2 separate regions of the Homo sapiens genome follow, and region 2 is linked to region 1. Evidence: read pairs that join two places in POLR2A ChIA-PET (ENCODE). Cell type or tissue: GM12878. All regions are shown on one strand.

Region 1 (4,000 bases):
TGGGGGCCGGGGGAACAGCCAGGGCATTGTCGCCGAGCCGGGAGGCTCTGTGTGTTCCGTGGCTTTCCCAGCTCTCTGACAGTCACAAGCACTGAGGTTTGGGGCTTCCACCCCTTGACAGCAGGTAGGTCCCTTTTTGGCAGCTGTCAGCATCTCTCAGCCCTTCTCTGCTCTGCTCTGGGGGGATTTTTCTTGGCATTTCCAAGTTCTGGGGGCTGCATCCTCCCCTGCGGTATTGAGATGAGTGGGAGAGAATGCGGTGCGGGTTGTTGGTAACGATCCCAGAGCCCAGAGAATAGGGGCAGTGTTCCTGGGGGAGAGCCCTCACCCGGCCCCTGGGGTGCTGAGCCTGGTGAGTCATGAGGGGTGTGGGCCACAGAACGCCGGGGAGAGTGGCTGGGGGTTAGGGGGTGTGGAGAGGCTGCCACCAGCAAACAGCAAGAGCCGTGGGGGTCAAATGGGGCACGTGCTCCCACCAGCCTCTCGGAGGAGGTCACGTGTTTGTCATTGTTGGCTGTGTCTGACGTGCGGGAAAGCAGCCGTGAATACTGAGGAGCCTGTCACATTTGTTCTCTCAGCATCTTTGGTTTATCTTAAACCTCAGTGAGATGTTTGCAGTTCTTCTCACGCTGTCACAGAGCATGACCTTGTGGCCTCAACCGGATGCCCTTTAGACATTGCAGTCCACTGCACCATGTGGACCTCCTGGGGCAGGGCTGGTTGCTATAGGAGCGGCCCTTCCCAGTAGGACGGGGACAGTGTCCCTCCGGTTGTGGCCTCTGCTCCCCGCAGCTCTTGAAGTTACCGACCTTGGGCTCCTGGGACCTTGGGCTCCTGGGGAGGGGCAGGTCTCACTGACGCCACCATTGCTTTCGTAGCCCTTTCTTGGAAAGGGTGGCCTTGGGCTTGGCGAGTGCTCCTCCCACCTGTTTCCAAACTCTGAGGATGCTCCTCAGGAATTAGAACAATTCAAATTAGTCATCACGTGCCGGAGTCAGGCTGGGAAGAGGCAGCCACTTGGCACCACATACATCCACCTGGGCCTGCCACCCTTAGCCCAGGCCTTGGACCTCTCTGGTCTCCTGGCTAGGCCCTGGGCCCAGCTGGTTTCTGGTGGGAGGTGACAGGCCCAGTAACTGAAGCAGGAGGCTCTGGTCCAGACCGACCTGGGTGGGTTGAAACCTGCCTCTGCCACCTCCTGGTACCCAGGAGGGTGAGGCAGCTGTTCACGGTGCTGTCGGGCACCAGGCCCTGGACAGCCATGGTTGTTCCCATTCTGGGCCTCATGCAGTGCCTGGTAGACCACTGCCTCCCACTCACCAGTGTCACAGCAGCCAGACAGGTTTCTGCGGCCTGAGCCCCCTCCCTCCCTCCCTCCCGTCCTGTTTCCTAGGCAGCATGGCCTCTTTGGCCATTTGTTGACCTCCCATTCCCCTTGGCTTCTCAGTGCAGAATTTCCATAGCACATCAGTCTGCACTGGTGATTTGGGGCTCTCTGGTGTACATGTGCAGATATACACACCCATGGGAGATGAGGGAGGCATTCCACTGTCCTTCAAGGCTCAGCTTACCTGCCATCTCCTTTGAGTCGGCTTTTGACTGCCCAGCGTGAATACCTGTGCCTGCCTTTGTGTGCTCACTGCACTCTTTTGGGTCATTCTGGAAGAGCCTCCATTTTATTTTGCCTCACTGGCCCAACTGCCAACCATGTCTGCCCTTGAGGCCATCCCTGCTGCCCTGGTGCAGCATGAAGTCCACAGCGAGTGCCTGGTCTCTATTTGTTGAATGAATGTCTGCAACGTAATGTGACCAAGGTCCCACAGATCAGCATCCTAGTGAGCTGAGAGCTCAGGTGAGCTCATCTGTGTGTTTCAGAGGGGGTGGTGGGCAGAGGACAGCAGGCTGTTGTCCTGAAGCCCCTAGAACCTAGCGGAGAAGAGGCAGGACCCAAAAGAAGGAGGTGTGTTCACCCTGTAGGACTTGCTTTGTAGGTGCAGGTGCCCAGAGGCCAGGCCCGTCAGTGCTACCTGGGGTGGGGCTGGAGAAGGGAAGGCCTGCCAGGCCCCATAGGTGATGGGAGGGCCAGGACCTCAGGTTGGAGGGAACCACTGAATCCTCGGCCCTGTGGTGCAGGCCCACACAGGGCATAGCCCCTGGGCACTGGCACTGCCCACTGCCCACTGCCCGTGTGTGCTGGGGCCATGCCAGCCTTCTCCGCTGCTAAACTGGCTTCTTCACCCTCCCTCAGTGGGCACAGCTGCCGCTTCCATCTCAGTGTCTGCTTCTCCCTTGCTTGGTGGGTCATTATGTGCCCACTTAGCCATAGGCTTTCACTGAGTCCCCACCTTCATGCAGGATGTGGGAGGTCCCAGGGGCCCCCAGGCAGCTCAGGCTGGCCTGCCCTCTAGTGGGGAGCAGAGCAGACAGATCTCCCAGCCCAGTGGGGGCCAGCTGTGGTGGAGCCCGCCTCCCCATTCTATTCTTGGAGAGGAAAAGCACAGAAATACAGGAGTGAAGGCACAGACTGGGCAGAGGGGCCGGAGTCGCCCTCTGAGGAGGCCTGTAGGGCCCCCAGAAGAGTTTTCTGGGTCAGAATCAAGAGACTCAGGAGCCTTTTTGCATTTTGTGAGCCCAGTCACTTTGCCTCTGGTCAGGGTAGGTTTTCCAGAGCATCTTCCTGCTCCGACAGGGGGTGGGGGAGTGTTGGGGGTGGGTGGTTTGCCATGGGAACCCCCGGCTGCTGCAGGTGCTGTGTGGCTGAAGCCACCTCCCAGTTCAGTGTGCTGGGGGCAGGATGTGGGGGAGGGCACCTGGGAGGAAGGTGTCGGGGCAGGGCTTACCAGGGACCCATGGGGAAGTATTAGACGGCTTTTGGGGCTACACTTTGGATAGGGAGCTGGGGGCTCCCAGCATCAGAGCCCACTCTTTCTCCCCCATTCCTGAGTTTGGAAAAAGGCTGCCAGCTGGTGCCTCACCCCTGCCCCTCACCAGAAGAGGTCCTGTGCTTGCCCCCTGCCCCATCCTCAGTCCCCAGTCCCACAGCTGCTGTGCAGTCCTGCTTCTCTTTCTGTCTCCTCCCCTGCATCATTCCTGCCCTAGCTCTAGACCTCTCCACCTAGCTACCCCTGTGCTGCCCGAGAGCCCTCCTGTGCCCCACCACACACCCACATGCACAGGCACGCACATTCACACACTCCGTTCTCTTCCAGGAGAAACCCTCCCTGGTTCCTGAGGCCCTGGGGACCAGTGGGTGTGTGTCTGTCTCTCTCTAGCGCCTCTTTCTCCTCTCTGCCTTTCCTTAGACACGTACCTCTTACCTCCTGTCTGGCCTGGCTTCCTCCATGAAGTGCTGTTTGGTTTTCTCAGCAGGAGCCTCCCAGCCCCAAGGCTCCCACTGTTCCTCTACCAGTCCTGTCCTGGGGCCCTCACTCCTGGGTGGTCACTGTTGACTGATTACTCATCAGTGGTCCCTCTCTAGACCCTGGTTCTGATGTCTGTGCTCAGCAGGGCTGGCCCAGAGGAGGTGGTGGGGAATGTTGGGGGGCATTGGCTGTTGTGGGGCTTTGAGGAAGCCTCCTTCCTTCTCTGGTTAGGAAGTTATTGCAGCAGATCCAGCTTTTCTTATTCTCCTTTTCACAAGGCTCACAGGTCACATGGCTGCTGCCTCAGAGTCCCTGAGGCACTGCTGTGCCAATGCACAGTTGGTTTATCTTAACATCACCCACCCCAGGAAACCTCCCTTGACCCTGTCCCTAGGCCTGGCTGAGATGACCTTCGGTCCTACTCTCACCTGTAGGATTGCAGGAATAACAAATGACACTTAATCACAGGCCTCTGAGCAAAAACTGGGACCCAACAAATTTGAGTGTGCTGATTTCATTTGTAGACCCTGGGAAAACCGATGCTTATACCTTTCCCAAGCCCTGGCAGGGCATTGGCACAGATCTGCTTTCACCCTGAGTCTCTCTAGGTGTCTCTGTGTCCATGCCTTCTCAGCAGC
Region 2 (4,000 bases), 120 kb before region 1:
CAGAAGCAGCTTGGGAAGACCCTAGTTGATGAAAGAAATTGGGGGTGAGTTTCCAAGGACAAGTGTAGGCCCCTCATTTATATGTGAGGAAGTGGGCCTCCTTTAGGAAGCCTGGGGCAAACCTGGCCAGAGTGGGGCTCCTTCTGGAAGCAAACCCCATAAGATGTACGATTGCCTTTCTTTTTTAAAAAAGTTTTTATTTATTTTTGAGATGGAGTCTCGCTCTGTTGCCTAGGCTGGAGTGCAGGGGCACAATCTTGGCTTACTGCAGCCTTGAACTCCTGGGCTCAAGTGTTCCTCCCATCTTAGTGTCCTGGGTAGCTGGAACTACAGGTGTGCACCACCACACCTGGCTCCTTTTTTAAAAACATTTTTAAATTTATTTTTTGTTTATTTTATTATTATTTTTGAGATGGAGTCTCACTCTGTTGCCCAGGCTAGAGTGCAGTGGCACGATCTCAGCTCACTGCAACCTCCACCTCCTGGATTCAAGTGATTCTCCTGCCTCAGCCTCCCAAGTAGCTGGGATTACAGGCATGTGCCACCACACCTGGCTAATTTTATGTATTTAAGAGAGACGGGGTTTCACCATGTTGGTCAGGCTGGTCTCGAACTCCCGACCTCAGGTGATCCACCCGCACCGGCCTCCCAAAGTGCTGGGACTACAGGCGTGCGCCACCACACCCAGCATTCCTTTTTTTTTTTTTTTTTTTTTTTTTTTAAAGTAAAGATTGGGTCCTGGTATGTTGCTCAGGCTGGTCTGGAACTCATGGGCTCAAGTGATCCTCCCGCCTCAGCCTCCCAAAGTGTTGGGATTACAGGAGTGAGCCACCACACCCGGCCTGTATGATTGCCTTTCCACTGCTCCTCCTTGAAGCATGAGCTGCAAACTTCTTTAAAAAGGCTAAAATGAGGCCGGGCATGGTGGCTCACGACTGTAATCCCAGCAAATTTTGCAGTAGCACAATCTCAACTCACTGCTGCCTCCGCCTTCTGGGTTCAAGCGATTCTTCTGCCTCAGCCTCCCAAGTAGCTGGGACTAGAGGTGAGCACCACCACGCCCAGCTAATTTTTGTATTTTTAGTAGAGATGGGGTTTCACCATGTTGGCCAGGATGGTCTCGACATTGTGATCCGCCTGCCTCGGTCTCCCAAAGTGCTGGGATTACAGGTGTGAGCCACTGCACCCGGCCTTCACTTTTTTTTTTCTAGAAAGCATAACTCAGTGGCACTCCACTTCTTTTTTGAGGTATAAATTTCCTTTCCTTGGCTAGGCACAGTGACTCATGCCTGTAATCCCAGCACTTTGGGAGGCCTAGGTGGGCAGATCACTTGAGGTCAGGAGTTCGAGACCAGCCTGGCCAAAATGGTGAAACCCTGTCTCTACTAAAAATACAAATATTAGCCAGGCATGGTGGTGCACACCTGTAGTCTCAGCTACTTGGGAGGCTGAGGCAGGAGAATCGCTTGAACCTGCGAAGCAGAGGTCGCAGTGAGCCACAATGGCACCATTGCACTCCAGCCTGGGTGACAAGAGTGAGACTCCATCTCAAAAAAAAAAAAAAAAAGAAGAAGAAAAAAAGAATCCCTTCATTTCAAAATTGGTGGAACTCTGAATTGTACACTGTTTATGATGGTCCCACGGGGTGGTACCACTCTAGCAGGTAAACAGAAATATACATCCTATCCCAAGTCAGCCACTGGGAACAGCAGCGTCCAGGTGTGCTGGGACTCAGGCATGTGGAGCTTCATTGAGTGGTCCCGGACATGCTCCAGCTAACAAGCGCATCATCAGTGTTGTAATCACTTCTGCAGAATGGTTAGCTGAGACAAAGTGCTGCGAGGAAGTGCTCCGATCCCTGTGAGAGCACTTGTTGTAATTTATGTGTGAGCATTTTGCAAAATACTAGCAGTGATGCAGAGAGCAAAGGCTCAACGAAAGCAAAACAATACTACAATGGCAGTAGAATTTGTGTTCTAAGGATCATGCCCCCAACTGTAGAGTTATTCTTATGAGAAATTATTCCTGAGTTTTTGAGTTGTAAATGATAAAGTCTTCAGAAACCTGCCATTCTCATGAAATGTAATTGACTCGATCAGATTCTGATCCCTAGGAGATGACCTCGGCTGGAAAGGAAGTACTGCCCTCCCAGCCTTTCCCATATAATCTGGGACTCCAGGATACAGGAGAAGAAACTAACAACTTTTTTATGCTTACTCATCTTCTCAATTTTTTTTTTGAGACGGAGTCTTGCTCTGTTGCCCAGGCTAGAGTAGCGTGGCAAGATCTTGGCTCACGGCAACCTTTGCCTCCCGGGTTTAAGCGATTCTCCTGCTTCAGCCTCCCGAGTAGCTGGGATCACCAGCGTGCGCCACCATGACCCCCTAAGTTTTGTATTTTTAGTAGAGGTGGGGTTTCGCCATGTTGGCCAGGCTGGTCTCGAACTCCTGACCTCAGGTGATCCGCCCGCCTCGGCCTCCCAAAGTGCTGGGATTGCAGGCATGAGCCACCACGCCCAGCCTCACCTTCTCCCATCTAACCCTTGGAGCGCTACCTGATTCCATCATCTTCTCCACCTACCACTCATCCTTTGTCAAGTGTTTTTTTTTTTTTCTTCAACAGATGAGGAGACTGAAGCTCTGGTAGGTTAAGTTGCCCAAGACCACACAGCTGGCCATCAGTACAACTGGGATTTGAACCTAGGTCATCTTGACACCAAAGCACACCCTGTGTTGTCATTTCCACCATCAAAAACTTGGCAGGAGGGTCAAGCACCGTGGCTCATGCCTGTAATTACAGCACTTTGGGAGGCTGGGGTGGGAGGATCACTCCAAGCCAGGAGTTGGAGACCAGTCTGGGCAACATAGCGAGACCCCATCTCTACAAGAAAAAAGGAGCTGGAAGTGGTGGTGCCTGCCTGTAGTCCCAGCTACTTGGGAGGCTGAGATGGGAGGATCACTTGGGTCCAGGAGGTTGAGGTTGCAGTGAGCTGTGATTATACCACTACACTCCAGCCTGTGTAACAGAACAAGACCCTCTCTAAATCTAAAAAAAAAAAAAAGAAAAAAAAAACCCAACAGGAATAAACAGGTGTCTCCCTGTGATGAGGGTACAGGGAAGGTATTTCTCAATAAGATATCATTATTCTTTCATAAATTATTCGAACATTAGGAAGCACCCTTGAATGGGATGATTTTGAAGATTGTATAGGTGGAAACGGTCACACCTTCTCTCCAGACATAATGTTACCATCATGTGGTTAACATGGCAATGGTATGTATGTCAATCAGCAAACTCAATCAGTGATTCACTTGCAAGATTTTATTTTAGTGCGTCAGCAGACGTTTCATTTCATGGAGTCAAGGAGAGGTTGATGCAGGCAGGGCAGGAAATTGCAACACAGGGGCCAGGCGCGGTGGCTCACGCCTGTAATCCCACCACTTCGAAAGGCTGAGGCAGGCAGATCACTTGAGGACAGGAGTTCGAGACCAGCCTGGCCAACATGGCAAAACCCCATCTCTACTAAAAATACAAAAATTAGCCAGGCATGATGGTGCATGCTTGTAATCCCAGCTATTTGGGAGGCTGAGACATGAGAATCGCTTGAACCCAGGAGGCGGAGGTTGTAGTGAGCCAAGATTGTGCCACTGCACCCCAGCCTGGGCGACAGCGTGAGACTCTGTTTCAGGGAAAAACAAAAACAAAAACGAAAATTGCAACACAGGCTGCAAGGGCAAACTGTCAAATGTTTCCTGATTCTCTGGGAAACTGCAAGGTTATTTATCTATCCACTCGCCAAACACAAATGACGAAATAAAAGCATGAGACCCTGGATAATTTACCCATTGCCAGATTACAGGCCAGCACTACCTTATAAAACAGCGTAATTCTGAAAGTGAAGTAGCTGTGTTCTCGATTAAATTGAAAGTAGAAATCAATTGAATTGCATAAGCATAATTCTAGGGGACTTACATAACACATTTTTCTTTTCGAAATCCTT

Evidence for each region. Peaks named below come from ENCODE experiments on the same cell type or tissue, not always from the same donor. Only the 100,000 strongest peaks of a DNase experiment are listed, where the experiment ranks them.
Region 2: POLR2A ChIA-PET joins it to region 1 with 5 read pairs; 4 of 35 experiments call an interaction of 5 or more read pairs at or near these places.

The regions. Positions count from the first base shown.
Region 1 is chr14:93,032,971-93,036,970 of GRCh38, reverse strand. All of the region lies in intron 3 of ITPK1 (inositol-tetrakisphosphate 1-kinase), which reads left to right. Among named protein-coding and RNA genes, the nearest start is that of ITPK1-AS1, 32 kb to the left of the region's middle. RefSeq lists an enhancer at 1,861-2,556. In GM12878, a CTCF peak has its summit at 2,406 (motif pointing left); no DNase peak of the experiment used is centred here; H3K27ac peaks cover 2,424 bases.
Region 2 is chr14:93,151,156-93,155,155 of GRCh38, reverse strand. No RefSeq gene overlaps it. Among named protein-coding and RNA genes, the nearest start is that of MOAP1, 32 kb to the left of the region's middle. In GM12878, no CTCF peak of the experiment used is centred here; no DNase peak of the experiment used is centred here.